Regions from separate parts of the Homo sapiens genome. Here region 1 is linked to region 2. Evidence: chromatin loops called from intact Hi-C (ENCODE). Cell type or tissue: ascending aorta. All regions are shown on one strand. Each heading gives the region's core, and the rest is flanking DNA. Links, peaks and the distances in the headings are about the cores only.

Region 1 (11,741 bases), core at 2,271-10,270, 70 kb before region 2:
TGTCGGGGGAGATGTTTCCCCTCTAGATTCTGGGGGAAGAATAAGAGGGCCGTGATGAGTCATAGGGAGCAGTGGGCTGGGAGGCTTCTTCATAGAGTAATTTGAGGATTAACTATGAAGAGATGCATAAAGGGTTCAGCACGGTACCTGCCCAGTAAGGGGTAGTTCTGTTTTCATCCCTAAAGATGGATGATTCTGGCTGAGGACTTATTTGCTTCTCTGTTTCACTGACTCCCACTAGTTTTCTTATATTTATCTCATGGGAGATGACAGGAGATGACTCATACCAAGTAGCAAAAAGAGCCAGCACGCTGGCTCCGGTAAAATGTTGTGTGGGGCAGTAAGGAGCTAATAATAATAATAAGGTATAACAGCTACGGCTTCACTTAATTTACACTTTTTATGTCCCAGCCAATGGGCTAAAAGTTTAGGTGTGTTACCTCAGTCATTTGTATGAGGTTGGAACTATTTTTGTTTTGCTTAACAGATAAGAAACAACCATTCAATCCTATGAGAAAGGAACTATTTTTACTCCTGTTTTACAAAGGAAAAAACAAAACTTGGAGTGGTCAAGTGGCTTGCCCAAGGTTACTTAGCCGGTAAGGGGCACAGCCAGAATTCCAGCTGTGGCACGTGATCTGACTCCAGAGATCAGGTGTGAAAATACTTCCTGTACTGCCTCTCAGGAGGCTGGACATGAGGGCTAAATAAATTAGAGGTGGTGGAGTTTTGGTGACTGTCAGTCTCATGTTGTCTCTAGCCCCTTTGTTTTGTTAACCAGATATAGACAACACATGTCTAGTAAGAATATTGTCACAGACTAAAGAGAATGGGTTTTACAAGAAGACACCTGGGGCAGCATAAATGATTGCCATAGCCATGACAATCCAATGAAGTGAATTTCCAAGCAATAAGTGTTCTGTGCTCATACCACCTTGCACCTGAAAAGCATGCATTGCATTATGTGTATTCAATTAAATAAAAAAAATAAAAAATATACTGGCTCAGTGCCTGGCAAAAAGTAGGCACTTAATTGTAAGATACTCTCATCTGTACCTTTATTTCCCTAATGCCTAACACAGTGCTTAGCAAGTAGTAGGTGCTTAATACATATAGTTTTTTTTTTTTTTACTAGTAGCACTTAGTACTTAATAAAAATGACTATCAATGTTCCATGCTAAACATTTCAAGACAGTATCACTTCTGCCCCTTATGCTCATTCAATGAAGTTGTGGTTAATAACCCCATTTAGCAATATGATTTCCTTTAATGGAAGGAAAAACAGGCATATGGAGGTTAAATACTTAGGATACCGAGCTGTCAAGCTGGTAAGTGGCAGAGCCAGGGGTTTAAGTGAATGGGTTATCAGAATCTCCTTTGATGGTTCCCATAGTGACCAGAGGAGATGAGTGTCTGTCATTCTCTAGGTTATCTGTGGGCCATAGCCGGAAGCTTACTGTTTCTTAGATTCTTATTTCTTAAAAAAAATTGTGCCATCTTAGCTTTCTACTATATCTATGGTTAATTCAATCTAAATTAATGTTTGAAGCCATTGACAAGTTTCATTACTTAAATCATGCTCTCCCCCAATCTTTGTATTATCTTGATGCTTCAGAAAGATGCACCATGTTTGTCCTGTGGCTTCCCATTCTCCTGGCAGACCACCAGAGACATGCGCATTCTAGGTTGAACATGGGGCTGGGGGAACCTGGGAAGCTTCCTGGGAGAAGTGAGTTCTGAACTAGAATTTAACTGGCTGGCAGAGGGAAAACTGGGACCTGGATCTTACAGCTCTTCTTCCATGCATTCCCCGCTCCTTACCCCAAATCTGTTCACACTTTATCCCTTGGTAATGGTAGAGCAGAGTGGAGGCTCAGTACAGAGCTTGGAATATATGAGATTGTCAGTGGCAAATAAATGAATGAATGACTGAGTGGATGGATGAAGTCTGGTCAGTGATGGGCATCAGCATCCCCTTGGAAAGGCCAATGGCCTGAGAGAAGCCAAGGTGGGGCTTTATATTGTGAAGGGCTACCTGGAGGAGGAGGCTACAGCCACCAAGGACACCTTAACCTTACCACCTCCACTTCTAGGTTTTAAGCTATTATTGATGCTGCTGTGATCACTAAATGTCAGTCAGTGAGGGAGCATCTTGTGCCACTAGAACTGGGCACTCATAATCAATTGGGAAGGTAATTTAGAGGGCCCTAGAGATTTTCTAGTCTATTCTTCCCATTTTATAGATTAGGAAATTGAGGCATAGAGAGGGAAAATGAATGATCCAAGGCCACATGGCTTGGTGAAACTGTTCATTGCATATTCAATAGCCATTTCTTGCTCCTTATTCCTTCCCAGCAGAACCCCAGTTTTGATTGATATTGGGCTTCCATGGTTTGATGGAAGACCTTACCCCTCTCTGTCCCTAGAGAATAAATCTTGGTTAGTTTGAGCCAATCATAATCATTTTATCCTCTTTGCCAGGGACTGGTTTGGGATGAGCATGTGGTTGAATTCTAACCAATGAAACATGAAGTGGGGGACTTTGGGGAAAGTTTTCCCCCATCTTAAAGAGCAGTGACAGTAAGGGCTACACAATCTTAGTCTCTATGGTTTTAGAGTTTGCTGAATGAGGACAGGGTGCTTGATGTACTTGCAACCAAAAGAGTCACACCGAGGACAAATGCCGACACACTGTGGTTGGCCAATTTGCATGATGAAAAGAACCTGAATCCATGGTGGTGTCACTGAGCCACTGAATTAACTAGCTCTGGAAATGTTCTACCTCTGGACTTCTTATCAAATGAGACAGCAAAATGTCTTTATTGTTTAAAATAGTTGACTTGAGCTTTCTATGATCAGTCACCCAATGCATCCTTATTGATACATATCACCAGGTAGGATCAGATTCCCAAATCAGTGTTTAGATGGCCCTTTGAAGTGGCTGGAGTGATCTCTGAGACCACCAGGAAGCAATAGCAGAAGTAAAGTGTTTGGGATTATCCATTGGGTTGCGTCTCGATTGCTCCTGTAGAATATTAGAGGCTCCCAGGAAGATCCCACAGACTAGCCTTGGATTTGGACATAAACTTTGTAATCAGTAGAATTAGGGTTGGCTTCTATATTTTAATGTTAAATATGATTTTTGCTTATTTATTTACTTATTTATTTTTGAGATAGCCCATGAGGCAGGAAACACAAAACAATGATTTTTACCCTCAAGGCTTTATTTTGTCACATAACACTAGTTGTGGAAGTTCCATGAAGACATTAAGGACTCGGACTCCTTACACATTATTTCCATGGTGTAGCCCTCACCCTCATGTGCAAGATGGCTGCTAGAGATCCACCATCACATCTATGTCCCAGACAGCCAAATAGGAAAGGTGGGAAGAATGTTACCCCTCCTTTGTTTAAAGGTTGCAATAAGATTATGTTGTTTTCTGAACTGCTCCTCCTCATTTCTTCTCCCCTCTTTTCTTTCTCCCTCATCCCCAAATGCCAACACAGGGGCTCAAAGAAGAGCCTCCTACATTTCAGGTTAGTCTTTTGATATGTAAGTGCTCAATAAATGTTTGTTTCTGATGATGAGGGGAACAAATGACTCCCTTTGCATTCCAGGTTCTGGGGCAGGGCTGACGCTCCCCAGTGTCTTGCAGAGCCGGGCAGGAAATGACAGAATGGACATAACAGTTTGGTATAAGAAAAATGAGAAGTGGGCTAGGCGTGGTGGCTCCCTTCTATAATCCCAGAACTCTGGGAGGCTGAGGTGGGTGGATCACCTGAGGAGTTTGAGACCAGCCTGGCCAACATGGTGAAAGCCCATCTCTACTAAGAATACAAAAATTAGCTGGTCATGGTGGCATGCACCTGTAGTCCCAGCTACTTGGGAGGCTGAGGCAGGAGAAATGATTGAATCTGGGAAGGAGGCTGCAGTAAGCAGAGATCACACCACTGCACTCCAGCCTGGGCAACAAGAGCGAGACTCCATCTCAAAAAGGAAAAAAAAGAAAGAGAGAAAAATGAGGAGTGGTAGCAACCCTCCTGAAAGGAGGTACTGTTATTCAGCTGCTGCCAATTGTTGTCAAGAGGGAATACAAGTTCCATGTTGTCAACTCTTCCATTATTCAACAGAAGCTGAAAATCTATATTTTAATGTTAAATATGATTTTTACTTATTTATTTTTGAGGTAGGGTCTGGCTCTGTCACCCAGAATGGAATGCAGTGGCATGATCTTGGCTCACTGCGGCCTCTGCCTCCTGAGCTCAAGCAATCCTCCTCCTTCAGCCTCCCAAGTAGCTGGGACTACAGGTTCATGCCACCACACTTGGCTAATTCCTAAATTTTTTGTAGAGATGAGGTCTCACTATATTGTCCAGGCTAGTCTCAAACTTCTGGACTCAAGTGATCCTCCTGCCTCAGCCGCCCAAAGTGCTGGGATTACAGGTGTGAGCCACTGCACCCAGCCTAAGTATAATTTTTAAATATTAGACCAACACTGCGTGTTTTTTGGGTTGGGAGTAAATCTTGAGGTCAAATGTTGTATTTGATTAGTTCAGCAGAATCTGGAATATAATGAATACTCAGTGTTTATTGAATGAATACATTAAAGCTTTCCAGTTGCTTTTCTTTCCCAGAAGATTGAATGAAACATGTGGAGCAACTGATAAAAGACAAAGGCACTCATGTCTTTGTTATATATTTGTTAGTTGTTCTAGTGTTGTTTTATTTCTTTCTCTCAAACTAGAGGCTAAGCACTCAAAGACAGAGATCTTATTATCCATCACACCAACCTCTTCCTTTTTAAGGAGAGTTCCCCAAAGTTCCATATTAGGCTTCCTCTTTTTTTTTTTTTTTTTTTTTGAGATGGACTCTTGCTCTGTTGCCCAGGCTGGAGTGCAATGGCGCTATCTCGCCTCACTGCAACCTCCATCTCCTGGGTTCAAGCGATTCTCCTGTCTCAGTATCCCGAGTAGCTGGGATTACAGGCGCCCACCACCATGCCTAGCTAATTTTTGTATTTTTAGTAGAGACGGGGTTTCGCCATGTGGCCAGGCTGGTCTTGAACTCCTGACCTCAGGTGATCTGCCCGCCTCGGCCTCCCAGAGTGCTGGGATTACAGGCGTGAGCCACCGCGCCCGGCTTGAGGCTTCCTCTTATATCTCATTGGATAGAACAGTTATATTGTTGGAAACCTGGGACATTTAGTCTTTATTGAGTTACAGTTGTTCAGCTAAAAGCTGGAGTTCTTCTACCAATGAAGGAGGAAAGGATATTGGAAAGCAGCTAGTGGTCTCTTTCACATGACCCTGAAAAGAAAACTATGGGATGCTGCAGTCAACAGTCACTGAATTCCATGCTATGGTAAATAACGTGAATTGTAAGGTGTCAATGCTAGAAGTGGTCGCTCATTTTACAGGTAGGACATTTGAGGAACAGAGTAGTGAAGGGATTTATCCATGGTAACATGATAAGAGAAGCTGTCCTTCTAACTCTATCTTGTGCTTGATGTGTCACCAACTCTTGTTAATGTCTAAATCATAGCATTTAGCCCTCATTGATTCCTTCCTGCCATTGTGAGGCACCCAGGCCCTCTTACCTTCCCACCACCTTCTAAACTTGGCATCATCTCACCCTTTGCCCCGATCAACTCTTCACTAATGACTTTCTCAGTCCCTCCAGCCCAAAGTTAGCTCATCATTTTCATCATAAGGGGCAACTAGTATTGATTGGTAGAGGCTTCCAGGGATGATCTCTCATGGATAATTCTGAGGGCTCAGTGAAAAAGAGTACTGAGATTGATTAATGAGGTTTGCTGTGGTTGTTCAAGAAATGGTGCCTCTTGGGGCAAGAGTTCATCTGAGCCCTGGCTTCTTTCCTTTAGGGGCTATGAAAAAGCCCCTTTCATGGGCTTACCCTACAAGGTATCTGGCATTAACATAGAACAGCCCTGTTCCTACAAGCTAGGTGAACCTCCAGCCACACTGCAGCCATCAGGGAGTGGGCAGTGGTGTGACTTATCACATATCAGAAGCTCAAGGCCATCTATCACCAGGGCAGGCCTATCTGATCCTGTCTTGCATCAGACAGATAACTCTTATTACCACTCTACAAACCTGAACATGTAAAAATAGACAGGATTAGGCTGTGACCAGTGCCCTGGAGTTACTGAGGCAGCCTCATAGTGAGATTGTAATGACAGCTCTCTCACAGGCCAGATGCTAAATATATCTTCCCCACAGTTGCAAGGATGGTGCCAGGGAGCACATCAGCCGCATGATCCTTCCTGGTCACGAGGGGAGAGATCCTGAGGACTTTGCTCTCAGAGTCTATTCCTGAATCAGGCTCAAGCCCAGAACAAGAATAGATTCTCCGTGTCCTGGCCAACTGTCCTACCTGTGGTCTCCAGATGGGATACCATGTGTCACACCCTGACAAGCATGTAGGCAGCTGTGGAGGAGATGGCAGGACTCTTGGGCATGTCTTGAGAGAAGTCTTTGGGTCAGGAGGGCACATCTTCTTCCTGCCTCATGGACCGTAGGAAAAGGAGGGAGCCTTGGGTTGGTGGTATTGGAGGGGAAAGGGCTCTGAGAGTACCCCATCTCCCCCTGCAAATCCACAGAAGCAGCCAATCTGATTCACTCCAAAGTGAATCCATGTTGATGACTTAGATTTGGTCATATGTGCCCCTTCCTTCCCTAACACTTCATTTCTTGAATAGCATACAGCTATTTGCCAGCTTAGCTAAAATTTTAACTACACAGGTATTACAATAATGCATTTTTATCGTAAAAACCTTCAAGCAGCACTTTGGGAGGCTGAGGTGGGCAGATCACCTGAGGTCAGGAGTACGAGACCAGCCTGGCTAACATGGTGAAACCCCGTTTCTACTAAAAATTAGCCCAGTGTGGTAGCACACGCCTGTAATCCCTGCTACTCGGGAGGCTGAGGCAGGAGAATCGCTTGAACCTGGGAGGCGGAGGTTGCAGTGAGCTGAGATCATACCATTGCACTCCAGCTTGGGCAACAAGAGTGAAACTGTGTCTCAAAAAAAAAAAACAAAAAACCCTAAAAAATAAAAAACAAAACCTTCAAACAGTACAGAAGAAAGTAGAGGAAAATTAAAAACCCCCCTTTCTCTTATTCTCTCTCCAATTCTAAGAAGTAACCTGTGATCATACATACTTTATTTTATTTTATTTCATCATGTTGGCCAGGCTGGTCTCAAACTCCTAACCTTAAGTGATCTGCCTGCCTTGGCCTCCCAAAGTGCAGGGATTACAGGCATAAGCCACTGCAACTGGCTGGTCATATGTACTTTCTCTGCACACATCATAGAATACATTGCAACACACACACACACACACACATACACAAATGAAAGTATGGTATAGAATAGTGTAGTGTAGTATAGTATACAAGTTTACAGGTAATCATTCAAAGATTGCCTGGGTTCAAAGAGCTATACATCTTTGGTCAAATTACTTTGCTTCCTTGTGCCTTGGATTCCTCCTCTGTAAAATAAGGATAATGTTAGACTCTACCTTACAGAGTTATTATGAGGATTTGATGTTGAGACTTTAAACACAGTGACTAACACAGAGGAGGGGCTTGAGTCTTATTATTACATATGCAAATAATAAGGCCATGTTGGTTATCTATTGTTGCAAACAAATTACACCAACACGTAATGGCTTAACAGCAAAATTTTATTATCTTGCAGTTTCTGTGGATCAGGAATTTAGGAGCAGCTTAGCTGGGTGGTTGTAACTCAGGGTCTCTCATAGGGTTGGATGTTGGCAGGGGCTGCAGTCATCTGAAGGCTCGACTGGGGATGTGTAGAATCTTCTTCCAAGATGGCTCACTCATATCTGTTAGCAGGAAGCTTCAGCTTCTTGTTGCATGGATATCTCTGTTGGCCACTGAAATGTCCTTATAACGTGGCAACCAACTTCCCCCAGAGTAAGCAATCTAAGATAAAGTGAATGAGGAGGAAGCCACAATGTCTTTTATGACTTTGTCTCTGAAGTTGCATACTGCTGCTACTACTTCATTCTATTCATTACAAGTGAATCACTAATTTTCAAGGGGAGATGGATTGAAGAGTTGTATGAAAGAATTTATGGACATATTTTACAACCACCACAAAGGTTATCTCAGACGTACATTCTATTGTGTTCTATGTGTTGCTTTGCAGTTTGCTTTTTGTGCATATAAAGCTGCATCATTCTGTCTGACTGCCATATGGTATATTTCATTGTGAAGATATACCATAGTTTCTTCAACCATTTTCTGTTTGATGGGTATTTGGGTTTTACTTTTCTTTCTTCGAAGAAAGCAAGGGTCTAAGTAAGGGCCTAAGTGATCATCTAAGAAAAGCGTCACTTCTTAGAGGCTCACAGTCTGAAGAAAAGCTTCTAAGTCTCTAATTCCAAGAAGTTGGCAGTGGTATTAGGGAGCAAAGAGACATTTAGATTTCAGGTGACGAGGTAGGTCAGAAGACCAGGACATATACAGACTTGAAACCATTCACAGGAAAACATTAATATACAATATTGTCATCACCGATTCCAGAGAAGCTGTTGTTGCCTCTGGCCCTGGTTTTATGCTCCGCCTGAGTGAGGCATGCCTGGGAACCCAAGGAATGTCTTCAGCCTGATGTGCAGCTGGGATGGCCAAAAGTTTACAACATTAGACATCAAGCTTCAGTGAGGTCTCCTAATGCTGGTTTGAATCTTTCTTATTGAGACAGACAGTTTTAGTTAGCTACCTTTCATCCTCCCCTTCTCACCACATACCCCAGCCTCTTTTAATTACCCTGATTTTGTTTAGGATGGCAGTGGCCTGTCCTCTGAGGTTGAATTGTGATTAGTCAAAGTCAATGACTGTAATTCCACTCACCAGATATTTACATTTCCAGCCTCCTTCATAGCTTGGGGTGGTTCATGTAAATGTTTTGGCCAAGGCAGTCTAAGCAGAAGTCTGCCAAAGGACTTCTTGGAAAGCCTTTGCTTTCTGCATAAAATAATCAGATATGACTGGCACTCCTCTACCCTCTCATTTTGCCTTAAATGTAGATATACTATCTAGAGCTGTGGTCACCATCTTGAGACATGCAATTAAAAAAAACTGAAAAGCCACCATGCTGAAGATTTGGGGTGGAAAGAAGGAAACACATAGGAACTTTCAGCTGCTGCAATAGCTATGGACTCCATACTCACGGACTTTTTGTTATGGAGAAAAATAACTCTACTTTTTAAAAAGGCACTGCTTGCTGGTTTTTCTGTCACTTGTAGCCGAGAGCATTCCTGATACATTTCCTGCTTCTTTCTAAGCTCTACAAGTGCAGATACTCTGTCTAATATGCATCCCATTGAATACCCAGTGCCAAGAAGTATGCCTGAACACAGATGATGCCTGATGAATGAATAAACTGAACTAATGAGTATCTTCTTAGGTACTAGGAGCTTCTCTATAAGAACATTGGCCTTTTGGAGAATCCTTTCTCCTGATCCCCAGACAATTTTCTTTTTCGATTCAGCAGAGGTGGTGCTTCCCTGAACCTGCAGACAGGTTTACAATACCTAGGCCATGGCAGAAATATCTCTGCTATATAATATCCTTTAACTCAGTCACAGTTTCATCACTGGGAAACATAAACCAACAAATTACTCTATAAAAGCTAAGAAAAAATTTCTCTTCATCCTTTTCTAACTAAACATGCTTGGATAGGGTTACAGTGAACTGGTCTTATATCAAATTCTGCTCAAAAGCAAACAGTGTTCTAGCAGAGGGAGACCAGGGAAAGCCTCACACTTGATAATAGCCAATGCAGGGAATGTTGGCTGGTACATTATCCAGGTGGAAGAATAATATCTCCCGGAAAGTGAAGTGGGTCTTTATGGAAGTGAAGAGAAAATATTTTAAGAGTCTCACTATTGATGTAAGAAGAGATTGAGTTTAAAAAAATATAAAAAGCATCATGAGTTTGTTGAATGTAATTGGACTCTTGTAGACAATTCTAGAACCAACTTCATGCCATGTATGGATGCAAAACAAGGGCTGAATTAACCCATAATCATCAGGCTTTTGACAAATATAAGTGGGGCTGGTAGCATCTTAATTTTCTGGTGTGTTATAGTAGAAAGAAGGTATTTTGGAATTCCTAGTTGGAATGCAATTTCCAGTTCTTACTAACTGTGTCACTCTGAGCCAATTACTTTCTCTGAGCTTTAGTGTCCCTCTTTGTAATACTACCTACCTGACAGGGTTGTTATGAAGATTTAAATAAAATCATACAGGCAAAATGTCAGGCATATAATGTTGCTTCTACTACTATCACTACCTCTGCTACCGCTACAAACACCACCACTACCACCACCACCACCACTACTACCCCTATTACTACTTCCACTGTTCCACCACCACTACTGCTACTGATACTACTACTACCACTACTACTATGATTTGTAATGCAAGAGACAAAGCAGGCTTCCCATCACTGTTAGCACTCTTCTGTGGTATTTTAAATAAGGAAGACAAACCTTCTTTTCAATGAACTAGGAGGAAATAAAACCATAGACTCAAATTCCTTTTCCCTCTTGAAAACAAATCACCTTCCTTTGGGTTTTGGAAGGAACATCTGGCAGGTAAATTGGTCTTACTGCTTTAGGCCAGACAGGAGAAATGTTGTCTGCATCCCCACTGCCTGGTTCTGTAACTGTGTTTGGGATCTGAGGTCCTTGCAGGAGGCATGCAACATACCTATGCACTGCTCACTTTGCAGGACTATGAATTTCAGTTTGTGTTCTAGGAAAAATTTATGGTTTCCTCCCTAGTTCCCCCTCTCCTCTGAGTTCCTGAATGAAGACATTGCTTCCTTTACCACCTGCAGATGCTGTAGGGTACCATTTAAAGTCTGCTCACATGGTGGATGTGAGGTCAGCAGCATGACCAACGTGAAATGCTGTCTTTTGGCTCCCCTCTTCCCCAGCCAGAGGGGCTTTCTTCACTGATGAGTAAAGTGATGATAAAAACAGTGCTTCTAATTGCTTTTTTTTTGAGACAGAGTCTCTCTCTGTTGCCCAGGCTGGAGTGCAGTGGCGTGATCTTGGCTCACTGCAACCTCTGCCTCCTGGGTTCAAAAGATTCTCCTGGTGGCTCAAGCCTGTAATCCCAACACTTTGGGAGGCCGAGGTGGGCAGATCACGAGGTCAGGAGATCAAGACCATCCTGGCCAACGTGGTGAAACCCTGTCTTTACTAAAACCACAAAAATTAGCTGGGCGTGGTGGCTCATGCCTGTAATCCCAGCTACTTGGGAGGCCGAGGTAGGAGAATCATTTGAACCAGGGAATCGGAGGTTGCAGTGAGCGGAGATCGTGCCACTGCACTCCAACCTGGAGACAGAATGAGACTCTGTCTCAAAAAAAAGAAAGTATTCTCCTGCCTCAGCCACCCAAGTAGCTGGGACTACAGGCACCTGCCACCACGCCTGGCTAATTTTTGTATTTTTAGTAGAGACTGGGTTTCACCATGTTGGCCAGGCTGGAGTGCTTCTAATTGTTAAGGAATGTTGCTATACCTTCCTTTTTCAAAAACATGTTTTCCTTTTGAAAATTGTATTGCACTGTCATAATTAAAAATATAGATAAACAAAATGAGGAAAATATAACTACCTATAATCAACAGTGTGTCATCAGTATTAACAAACAATATGGATGCTTTCAGCCCCTTTCCTATAA
Region 2 (11,741 bases), core at 2,069-10,068:
TGTAAGTTCTTGGTTGAGAACAACATAAAACTGCTTTGCTAGGCTACTTACAGTATTCAGGACACACAGGATGTCCAGTGGAAAAGATCATCCTTTAAGTAGAAATGCAAAATCAAAAATTACAGATCACATAAGGAAATAAACCACTGTGAGACAACGGATGAACAAATAGAAAAATGAGTGCTTTAAGGACTAAAGAGAACAATTTAAAAGAGAACATTAAACAAGTATGCCAAAATTATTAAAGAAAACCATATGAAGAAATGGTATGGAAAAAGAGCATGTGAATTTGAAAAGAAGCCAAAGAAGTTTCTAGAAATCAAAAAATGCAGCCACTGATTAAAACTGAGTTTTTAATCTCAGTGGGTTGGTTAAACAACACATTAGGTACAGAGAAAGAGATGGAATGGTTGAATGAGATGGTCCAACATATGTTCAACAGGAAAAATTAGAACAGGAAAAAGCAATAGCCAAAGAGGAAACAGCTTAAGAATTTTTCCATAATTGATGAAAGATACAAATCTATAGATTCAAGAACCATAATGAATCTCAAGTGGGAGAAAAAATACACATACACATGTTGGCTTTGATGTTCTACCATTTTTTGAAAAAAAAAAAAATCTTAAAAGTAGCCAGAGAAAAAAGAGAGATTACCAAGGCATACAATTATACTAATAGCTAACTTTATGTCAACAACGAAATCAAAGGTAATGGATTAATATATTAAAAACTATAAAATAATTATCAACCTACAAATGTATGCTTAATAAATCTTTCATGAATAAAGGTGACAGTTATTTAAAATAATTTGCTACCAACCAACCCTCATTAAAATAATTTCTAATAGATGTTCTTTATGAGGAGGAAATTTGATTCCAGAGGTAGGTGGAGGACCATAGAAGAGGGAATGGTGTTTGAAGAAGTTGTAAATGTGTGGTTAAATCTAAACATTATCTACATAAAATGATAATAATGGCACCTTATTTTATGGATTATATTAACATTAAAAATTCATAGTATAAAAGATGAGGTAAATAAAGTTAAAAATTAGGCCACATATTAGAAAATATTTGTAATGCAAGCACAATAAGAATTAGAATACAGGTAATAACAATAGTAATAATACCAAACATTTAGAGACCACTTATGGGTCAGGCACAAATGTAAGCCCTTCATATGTATGTTCTGTAAGTTTAAGTATGTAAGTCTATACATATGCATATATCTGATACACTTATAAACTTATATATAATATACACATATACATACATATGTACATACATACAAATATACCTGTATGGAAACTTATTTAACAACCCTGTGAGCTAAGTATTATTTTCTTTAGTTTCTAGATGAGTAAACTGAGACAAAGAAACATTAAGTAATTTGAAGTAATTTGTTCCAAGTCACTTAGTCATTGGCAGATCTGGAATTCAACTGAAGCAATGTAGCTCCTGTTAACAAAGGATCAATATCCAGAATAAGGAAAAAACTCCTAAACACCAATAGGGAAAAAAAATAGGAAAACACAGGCTAAGAATATTGAACTGGCCATTCACAGAAGAAATCTGAAGAGCCTGTAAATATACACAAAGGTGTTCAATGCCATTAACAATTATGGAAATAGAAATTAAATCACACTAGTTAAATAAGCCAAGAAAGGTCTGCTAAAGCCAAGTGTTGGGGAGAATGTGGACAAACGACAACTCTTTATAATGCTGATGGAAATTAATGCCGGAACCACCACTCTGGAGAGCAAGTGGACAATATCTGGTAAAGCCGGAGATGTACAGCCTGTGATCCAGCAATTCTACATCTGGGCTATAGTCTAGAGAGCCTGGTTCACACTGGAAAACAACTCAATGTTAGTGTGTGGGAGGATGGATCCAGAAAGTGGTACATGCATTTCATGATTCTATTCTGCAGTTAAAAATGCATTATATCTAAATGTAAATAAATCTATAAAAGACAATATTAAGTGAAAAAAGTTTTGGAAAGATATATAGAGCATGAGATGTATGCAACTGTAACAATATTACATAGTGTTTACACATAGGTACATATATGTAAAGACAGCATGGGAAAGATTCACACGAACTACAGGTTAACAGAGAACAGAGAGGGAGTAGAGGGGGATTGGAGATGGGCACAAAAGGGGCTTCAATCCCATTTGCAAAATTATTTTTAAAAAACTGGTAATATTAACACATATTATCATTTTTTAGGTCTGAGTGTGGGATCATGGTATTTCATTATGTTAATCCTGAAATTTTTCTGTTTACTTGAACTATTTCATTAAAAATAGAATTGTATCTTGTTACACAGCTATAAAATAGTATTTAAAACCCTTGCATCATGAGACAGCTATAAGGATAAATCCTACAGTACTGTTTCTAGAATAAGAAAGATTCTCCCAACACAATTTTAAGGCTTCAAAAGCACTTTGCGTTCTATAATCTGTGGTTGAACCCAGCATTTAAGTCAAAAGCCTCCAGAAGGCGTCAGAAGCAGTGGTTGTAGGATGTTTCTACATCAGTACCATAATTTGTCTTGCATCACTTTTTATTGCTTATCATGTGCCAGGCACTGGATAAGTGCTTTACACATTAGTTCATTTAATCTTCCCTACAACTCTATGGGGTAGGTAGGTTATTTCCATTTTACAAATTATTTCCATTGTACATTTGAGGAATGAGGAAGTTAACTTGCCCAGCTAGTAAATGGTGAACCCAGGCAGTCTGGCTCCAAAACCTAGGCACTAGACTAAACGATTTGCGGCCATCTGGGTGAACTGATCTTGTGTCCCCTCCTGCGAAAACCCATCCTGGTCTTTTTTCCATCCAGCTACCTATTTTCTTTCATTAATCACCCATAACATTCTCTCTTACATTCTTATAATCTCCACTCTTCCTTCCTTAAGCATGAGGTATGTGGACAAGGGGAAAAGGGCCAAATGAATGGTTTTGGAGAGGAATACTTACTTAAGAGCTGAAGTTATCTATCTACGGCCAATGAAATGTTACACTTGGTTCACTTCTGGGTGTACTCCAAATGGTATTATACATTCATTTGGTGGAATAGCTGTGTGATCTTTCAAATATTGGATATACATTTCATGCTGAAAATATGCTACAGAGGTTGGTAATACTTAATGTCAACAACATACATCTTTTGAAGTTATGTGTCAGCAATTTTCCTAAGCACTAGATTGAGAGAGTATAATGCAAAGAATAGCTTGCATTTATAAAATATTTTAAACATATGGCTTTAATTAATTGCCCAAGTGTTCAAAAAATAAACTGAAGCCTGACTGACTGTATAATTTTAATATTTGAAAAATTGCATCCAGAAATTAATACAATACAGATTTGTACAAAAAAGGAAGGACGTAAAAACTTCTAATCATACAGACAAAAATATGACTGACTAAGCAAAGATTTTAAAAAAGGACAGGATGTTTAAAAAATACTGATAAATACTGTGTAATGCTTTAATTTACTGTGGCAGATACAAAAATCAATAATTCATTAACAGATTATATATGTAAAAAAAGTAACTACATGAATTTTCTAGCTTTTTAAATTAATAAAATGTAACAGTAGTGGTTTTTATTTTTTAAATGAGGTATTATTACACTGTAAACCAAAAACAGAGCACAAATAAATAAAGGCAATGTGCAATTTAGTGATAAATGATTATACATTTCAACTTAACAACAGATAACAAAAATTCTCTAGTTATTTATGGACTTCGTCATCTAAAAATTTGGCTTGCTTGTGTGGACTTCTTATTTAAAAGTGACACAGCTAATCGATATACAAGCACATCATTAAACATGCAGACCAAGCCAACACAATTTTTCCATGAGTCATCTCTACCAAATAAAAACTGTTTACATTTTATTTAAAACACTTAAATCTGGTTTCTTATACATGTTTCTTTTGTGCTTATAAGTGGTAACCTACATTAAAAAGCTGATTTTCTAGTTCAAGCAGTGTAAGAGAGAAGCAGTTTTATTTGCATATGGATTTAAAACAGAGCAAAATGAAACAAAACCAGGATGCCTTTAACTCTCTTAGGCTTTCCAAGATTTTTAAGAAGAAATACCCTTGAAATAATATACCCAAATGGAAGAGCAGAATCACTTCCATCTCCAAGAGAATAGTAAACAAAGTGACCCCTTTTCCTCAAAGATTTGTGGGTTGGCTTCAGAACTGTTGGAGAACAAGCTGATTAGTTCCTCCACCCTGGAAGAATTCTGCTGGTTGGGTGCAGGAAGCATAGCAAGAAAATAGCCTAGCCCAGAAAGATTTTGGGGAAAGTATTATTTGCATATGAACCATATGCTGGTACTAAATGCTGGTTTCATTATTATTGCAAATATAACTTCAGAGTTTTCTGAAGGAAAGCTGTTAAAGTATGGTAGAGAAGTCTTGGTTTGGCAATATTTGTAACATGCTAATAAAACTGCTTCATTTGCTGTAAATTAAAAAAAACATTTACTGTCTGACTTAAAATGCAGTTTCTTTTTACATACTACTTTATTAGAAACTCTAAAAAAAGGGTACTTTGAATTTATTATATTCAGAATCCAGTGAAAAACAAACATTTTGGCCAAAACGTTGAATTTTATTTTTATACTAAGCTATATCATTTTGACACAAGTGTTATTATTGTATTCACTTTTGTCAAATACTTTAACCTATCTTTTTCAAAAATTAGTGTTTTGGTACAACTGGTGATCAAAAAATGTAGATATAAGTCTTGTACATGATTCAAAAGATTTATAAAAGCAGTTATATTCTTTTGTGCTTGTAACTGACATACTTCATCAATGATTATTTAGGTCTGATTTCTTTTCTAATATCTTGAGCCTTAAGAAGAAATGATCATTATACAAATATTACAGAGTACACAAGTAACTAGTTTACTGCCAATGTGCATGCAGACTAACAACACTTAAAAGAATATAACCTTGAATCCAATTAGTCTGAAAATACTCTTGTACAATCATCTTTATTGATTTGTAAAAGCTGTGTACACATCTAAAACCCTGAATTTACTTTGTAAAAATAAATCTTTAACAATAAATGGCACTATCAAAATCCCATTATTCTCAGGCTATTATGTAGTTATTTACATGCTTTTCAGCAACTGCTGAGAAGAATCTTATAGGTCCCAAGCCAGTATATCAAAAATCCCTGTAAACTGCATTTGCAATGATACTGTGTTGTATACCACTATATGAAAATATGGCTACATGCCTTATGTTAAAGATAATGTAGCTGTTTGCTTTGCTACTGTGTGCTAGCAGTGCTAGCAGTGTACAATCTGCCACTGGGTTCAACTATACCATAAATTCATTCTTCACTGTACTTTGCTTTCCCAGTGGAATGCCTGTGACAAACTACTTGTGGAGAATGATAAAGTGCTATATAAAAGAGGAACTGGACCATACCTGTCTCTGCCATGTGGACTTTTCCTCACTCAAGCGATTTCTGTGTGTGTTTTTAGAAAATTATGCCTTTGCTGAACATACTTCATATTTGATTTTTTAAAAACTTAATATTTTAAAGTTGGTGAGCTTTGTCAAAGTGTTTTGAGACAGAAACATGAAAAGGCTAAAGGCACAGTAAGAGGGAAGTGAATGCTACATATAAAAGATTATATTTCAAGTCTTCTAGGTTACTCAAGTCCAAAACCTTCTGAATTTGAAATTCCAATGATCAATTTCTGTTTCAGATCCTTTTTGCTCTTGTAGGGGGGAAGGCAAAGTTGATTGAAGCAGGTATGGGCCACAGGTAAGCTAGGGAAAAAAATTAAAAAAAAATACTAAGTCTTGAAACACACACAAAATGACTGCTATGCAACTTTAAAAAATACCAGGACACACACATTCAAATCTATTTCACTCTGTTAAGAGATGACTCATCCATTTCTTCACTGAACAGATATTTACTGAGTACCTCACTTTGTATCAGACACCACTCTAGACACTAAGGCTGTGGTTACAGACAAGACAACCAATGTTACCACTTTCATGAAACTCATTTAAGAAGCATTTTGTTGGAGTCAGACAGATATGAATTTGAATTCTGCTTTCCCCACTTACTAGCTGTGGGGTCTTGTTCGAGTTGCATAATATCCCCAAATCCCAGTTTCCTCATCAACAATATAGGGTAAACCATCCAATTAGGCTGTTTAATAACCTAATCAGGTTGTTTAATAACCAGGAGTTCCCAACCCCAGGGCCAGAGATGGGTATGGTTGTTGGTGGCCTGTTAGGAACTGGGCTGCACAACAGGAGGTGAGTGGCAGGCGAGCATTACTGCCTGAGCTCTGCCTCCTGTCACATAAGCGGCAGTATTAGATTCTCATAGGAACAAGGACCCTATTGTGAACTGCACGTGCAAGGAATCTAGGTTGCATGCCCCTTATGAGAATCTAATGCCTGATGACCCGAGGTGGAACAGTTTCATCCAAAACTACCACCACCTCCCACTCTCCCCACTCCTCCCTGGTTCTGTGGAAAAACTGTCTTCCACAAAACCGATCCCTGGTGCCAAAAAGGTTGAGGACTGATGGTTAAAAAGATTAAAAGAGTGATATACACAAAACATCTAGCAGCCGAGGAGTAGATAATATAATGAATGATACTATTATTCCGGTTTTTAGTATTAAAAAGTAATTTAAAAAAGAGCATTTTGGGGACAGTAGATGCCCCTTGATGCACATGTAAAAATTATCTTCTGAATCCTTTTGGTGTCATCTCCCCCACCTACTATCTGATAGTGTTGTTATCATCATTTAGGATTCTTACAGCTATCTTAAGACTCTTTCCTTCAGTCTTTATGAACTTCACAGCATCAGAACAGCTGTCAGAGAAATCAATGAATAAAAATGTGAATACACTACAGAAAAGGAAAACATTTTTAAAGAAGTTTGTAAGATTTAAAACTAAATTTTGAGAGCCCCCTGAATTAAAAGACTTAAAACTACTAGAATCAGCATTTACTCAGTGTTTGGTCTATGATAATCACTGTGCTGAGTGCATTTACATGCATTGTTTCCTTTAATTTCAGCCTCAAAGCAACTTAAAAGTGGTTGTTCTCATTTTACTGGTGAGGAAAAATAGACATGTAAATATACAAGTAACCTGTTCAGGGATAGAGAGCTGGTAAAGATGTAGGCCCAATATTCAGACCCAGATCAGTCTGACTTAAAAAACCAGTGTTGTTCATATGTAAGATTTAACATTCTTAATTTTTTACGCACCAGACATACATTTGTATGAATTAAAAATATCATCAAATAACAAAGCAAAGAAAAAAATGAAAATGCCAACTCAGTTTTTTAATATATTTTTTTCTAAAGTGCTCTGCTGTTTACAAGGTCCTAAGCTACACAACTTATTTTTATGCCAGTGTTTCATGCATCCATTCAATAACATTTCCCGAGTTATTTAAAACATTTGTTTTCTCTTCATTCTGTTAAGGCTGAGCTTTCCAAGTTTATTTAATACTCATCTACCTAGATACAAGGTCTCTTAAAACTGAAAGAAAACAATATCAATATTCTACCAGAAGAATATCTTATGAAAATGTTTATTGAAGAAAAAATGTGTCCAGGATTTTCTTAATCCATCAGGGGCTTCAATAACATGTATTTGATGAGGTGCAGGACCAAATTATGTATATCTTTTAAGCCTGACTCTTTGGATGATTTGCAAAGGAAGCTGCTTAAGGACAACCAGAGATGGAAAAGGATGTAATTTGAAATTTGCTTTGCAATCTTGGCCATTCTACATTACACTCTGTACTAAAGAATCAGGATAACCACAAAATATTGCCAAGGATTCATGCCCTTTTAGGGGAAAAAAGCATTCTGAATACAATTAATGACTGAAGATTATTTTCTCCATGGACTTTATTCTAAGAGGCACTGGGAGAAGGCATCTGGTCCTATCTATGAATTTAAAATTGAAATCCTGCACTGGCTTATTGTGCCCATTATATGTCTTCATTTTTTGGCCCTTTTCACTGATACTATTCACTATCTTTTTCTGGACTCCTGTTATCCTCTTCTTCATTAACTGCTAGTGAGTTGAGATATAATACAACATGTTTTTCCTCTACCTTTTATTTTAGGTTCAGGGGTACATGTGCAGGTTTGTTATATAAGGTAAACTGCATGTCATGGGGGTTTGGTGTACAGATTATCTCATCACCCAGGTAATAAGTAAGTACCTGATAGGCAGTTTCTTTTATCTTTACCCTCCTCCCACCCTACCCGCTCAAGTAGGTCCCAGTGTTTGTCATTCCCTTCCTTGTGTTCACATGTACTCAGTATTTAGCTCCCACTTACAAGTAAGAATATGTGGTATTTGGTTTTCTGTTCCTGTGTTAGTTTGCTTAGGATGGAGCCTCTAGCTTCATCCATGTTGCTGCAAAGGACATGATCTTTTTTTTAATGGCTGCATAGTATTCCATGGTATATATGTACCACATTTTCTTTATCCAGTCTTTGCTATTGTGAATAGTGCTGCAGTGAACAATGAACATATGCATGCATGTGTCTTTATGACAGAATAATTTATATTCCTTTGGGTACATACCCAATAATGGCATTGCTGGGTTGAATGATAGTTCTAAGTTCTTTAAGAAACCTCCATACTGCTTTCCACAATGGCTAAAATAATTTACATTCCCACCAGCAGTGTATAAGCATTCTCTTTTCTCTGCAACCTTGTCAGCATCTGCTATTTTTTGATTTTTTTTTTAAATTTATTTTTTTTAATTATACTTTAAGTTTTAGGGTACATGTGCACATTGTGCAGGTTAGTTACATACGTATACATGTGCCATGCTGGTGTGCTGCACCCACTAACCCGTCATCTAGCATTAGGTATATCTCCCAGTGCTATCCCTCCCCCCTCCCCCCACCCCACAACAGTCCCCAGAGTGTGATGTTCCCCTTCCTGTGTCCATGTGATCTCACTGTTCAATTCCCACCTATGAGTGAGAATATGCGGTGTTTGGTTTTTTGTTATTGCGATAGTTTACTGAGAATGATGATTTCCAATTTCATCCATATCCCTACAAAGGACATGAACTCATCATTTTTTATGGCTGCATAGTATTCCATGGTGTATATGTGCCACATTTTCTTAATCCAGTCTATCATTGTTGGACATTTGGGTTGGTTCCAAGTCTTTGCTATTGTGAATAATACCGCAATAAACATATGTGTGCCTGTGTCTTTATAGCAGCATGATTTATAGTCCTTTGGGTATATACCCAGTAATGGGATGGCTGGGTCAAATGGTATTTCTAGTTCTAGATCCCTGAGGAATCGCCACACTGACCTCCACAATGGTTGAACTAGTTTACAGTCCCACCAACAGTGTAAAAGTGTTCCTATTTCTCCACATCCTCTCCAGCACCTGTTGTTTCCTGACTTTTTAATGATCGCCATTCTAACTGGTGTGAGATGGTATCTCATTGTGGTTTTGATTTGCATTTCTCTGATGGCCAGTGATGGTGAGCATTTTTTCATGTGTTTTTTGGCTGCACAAATGTCTTCTTTTGAGAAGTGTCTGTTCATGTCCTTCGCCCACTTTTTGATGGGGTTGTTTGTTTTTTTCTTGTAAATTTGTTTTGAGTTCATTGTAGATTCTGGATATTAGCCCTTTGTCAGATGAGTAGGTTGTGAAAATTTTCTCCCATTTTGTAGGTTGCCTGTTCACTCTGATGGTAGTTTCTTTTGCTGTGCAGAAGCTCTTTAGTTTAATTAGATCCCATTTGTCAATTTTGTCTTTTGTTGCCATTGCTTTTGGTGTTTTAGACATGAAGTCCTTGCCCATGCCTATGTCCTGAATGGTAATGCCTAGGTTTTCTTCTAGGGTTTTTATGGTTTTAGGTCTAACGTTTAAGTCTTTAATCCATCTTGAATTGATTTTTGTATAAGGTGTAAGGAAGGGATCCAGTTTCAGCTTTCTACATATGGCTAGCCAGTTTTCCCAGCACCATTTATTAAATAGGGAATCCTTTCCCCATTGCTTGTTTTTCTCAGGTTTGTCAAAGATCAGATAGTTGTACATATGCGGCATTATTTCTGAGGGCTCTGTTCTGTTCCACTGATCTATATCTCTGTTTTGGTACCAGTACCATGCTGTTTTGGTTACTGTAGCCTTGTAGTATAGTTTGAAGTCAGGTAGTGTGATGCCTCCAGCTTTGTTCTTTTGGCTTAGGATTGACTTGGCGATGCGGGCTCTTTTTTGGTTCCATATGAACTTTAAAGTAGTTTTTTCCAATTCTGTGAAGAAAGGCATTGGTAGCTTGATGGGGATGGCATTGAATCTGTAAATTACCTTGGGCAGTATGGCCATTTTCACGATATTGATTCTTCCTACCCATGAGCATGGAATGTTCTTCCATTTGTTTGTATCCTCTTTTATTTCCTTGAGCAGCGGTTTGTAGTTCTCCTTGAAGAGGTCCTTCACATCCCTTGTAAGTTGGATTCCTAAGTATTTTATTCTCTTTGAAGCAGTTGTGAATGGGAGTTCACTCATGATTTGGCTGTTTGTCTGTTATTGGTGTATAAGAATGCTTGTGATTTTTGCACACTGATTTTGTATCCTGAGACTTTGCTGAAGTTGCTTATCAGCTTAAGGAGATTTTGGGCTGAGACAATGGGGTTTTCTAGATATACAATCATGTCATCTGCAAACAGGGACAATTTGACTTCCTCTTTTCCTAATTGAATACCCTTTATTTCCTTCTCCTGTCTAATTGCCCTGGCCAGAACTTCCAACACTATGTTGAATAGGAGTGGTGAGAGAGGGCATCCCTGTCTTGTGCCAGTTTTCAAAGGGAATGCTTCCAGTTTTTGCCCATTCAGTATGATATTGGCTGTGGGTTTGTCATAGATAGCTCTTATTATTTTGAAATATGTCCCATCAATACCTAATTTATTGGGAGTTTTTAGCATGAAGCGTTGTTGAATTTTGTCAAAGGCCTTTTCTGCATCTGTTGAGATAATCATGTGGTTTTTGTCTTTGGTTCTGTTTATATGCTGGATTACATTTATTGATTTGCGTATATTGAACCAGCCTTGCATCCCAGGGATGAAGCCCACTTGATCATGGTGGAGAAGCTTTTTGATGTGCTGCTGGATTCGTTTTGCCAGTATTTTATTGAGGATTTTTGCATCAATGTTCATCAAGGATATTGGTCTAAAATTCTCTTTTTTGGTTGTGTCTCTGCCCGGCTTTGGTATCAGAATGATGTTGGCCTCATAAAATGAGTTAGGGAGGATTCCCTCTTTTTCTATTGATTGGAATAGTTTCAGAAGGAATGGTACCAGTTCCTCCTTGTACCTCTGGTAGAACTCGGCTGTGAATCCATCTGGTCCTGGACTCTTTTTGGTTGGTAAGCTATTGATTATTGCCACAATTTCAGATCCTGTTATTGGTCTATTCAGAGATTCAACTTCTTCCTGGTTTAGTCTTGGGAGAGTGTATGTATCAAGGAATTTATCCATTTCTTCTAGATTTTCTAGTTTATTTGCGTAGAGGTGTTTGTAGTATTCTCTGATGGTAGTTTGTATTTCTGTGGGATCAGTGGTGATATCCCCTTTATCATTTTTTATTGCATCTATTTGATTCTTCTCTCTTTTTTTCTTTATTAGTCTTGCTAGCGGTCTATCAATTTTGTTGATCCTTTCAAAAAACCAGCTCCTGG

The links. Peaks named below come from ENCODE experiments on the same cell type or tissue, not always from the same donor. Only the 100,000 strongest peaks of a DNase experiment are listed, where the experiment ranks them.
Region 1: a loop joins it to region 2, with 2.7 times the contacts of the local background. A loop is called at or near these places in 1 of 110 quality-filtered maps.

What each region holds. Positions count from the first base shown.
Region 1 is chr10:91,576,764-91,588,504 of GRCh38, reverse strand. The region is part of intron 1 of HECTD2-AS1 (HECTD2 antisense RNA 1); the gene reads left to right. Among named protein-coding and RNA genes, the nearest start is that of HECTD2-AS1, 29 kb to the left of the region's middle. RefSeq lists a silencer at 7,799-8,093. In ascending aorta, for the core only: no CTCF peak of the experiment used is centred there; no DNase peak of the experiment used is centred there; H3K27ac peaks cover 4,880 bases.
Region 2 is chr10:91,506,329-91,518,069 of GRCh38, reverse strand. HECTD2 (HECT domain E3 ubiquitin protein ligase 2) reads right to left here. Exons shown (of 21, transcript NM_182765.6): 21 at 3,250-5,806. The coding sequence ends at 5,686. All of the region lies in intron 3 of HECTD2-AS1 (HECTD2 antisense RNA 1), which reads left to right. Among named protein-coding and RNA genes, the nearest start is that of HECTD2-AS1, 99 kb to the left of the region's middle. In ascending aorta, for the core only: no CTCF peak of the experiment used is centred there; no DNase peak of the experiment used is centred there; H3K27ac peaks cover 299 bases.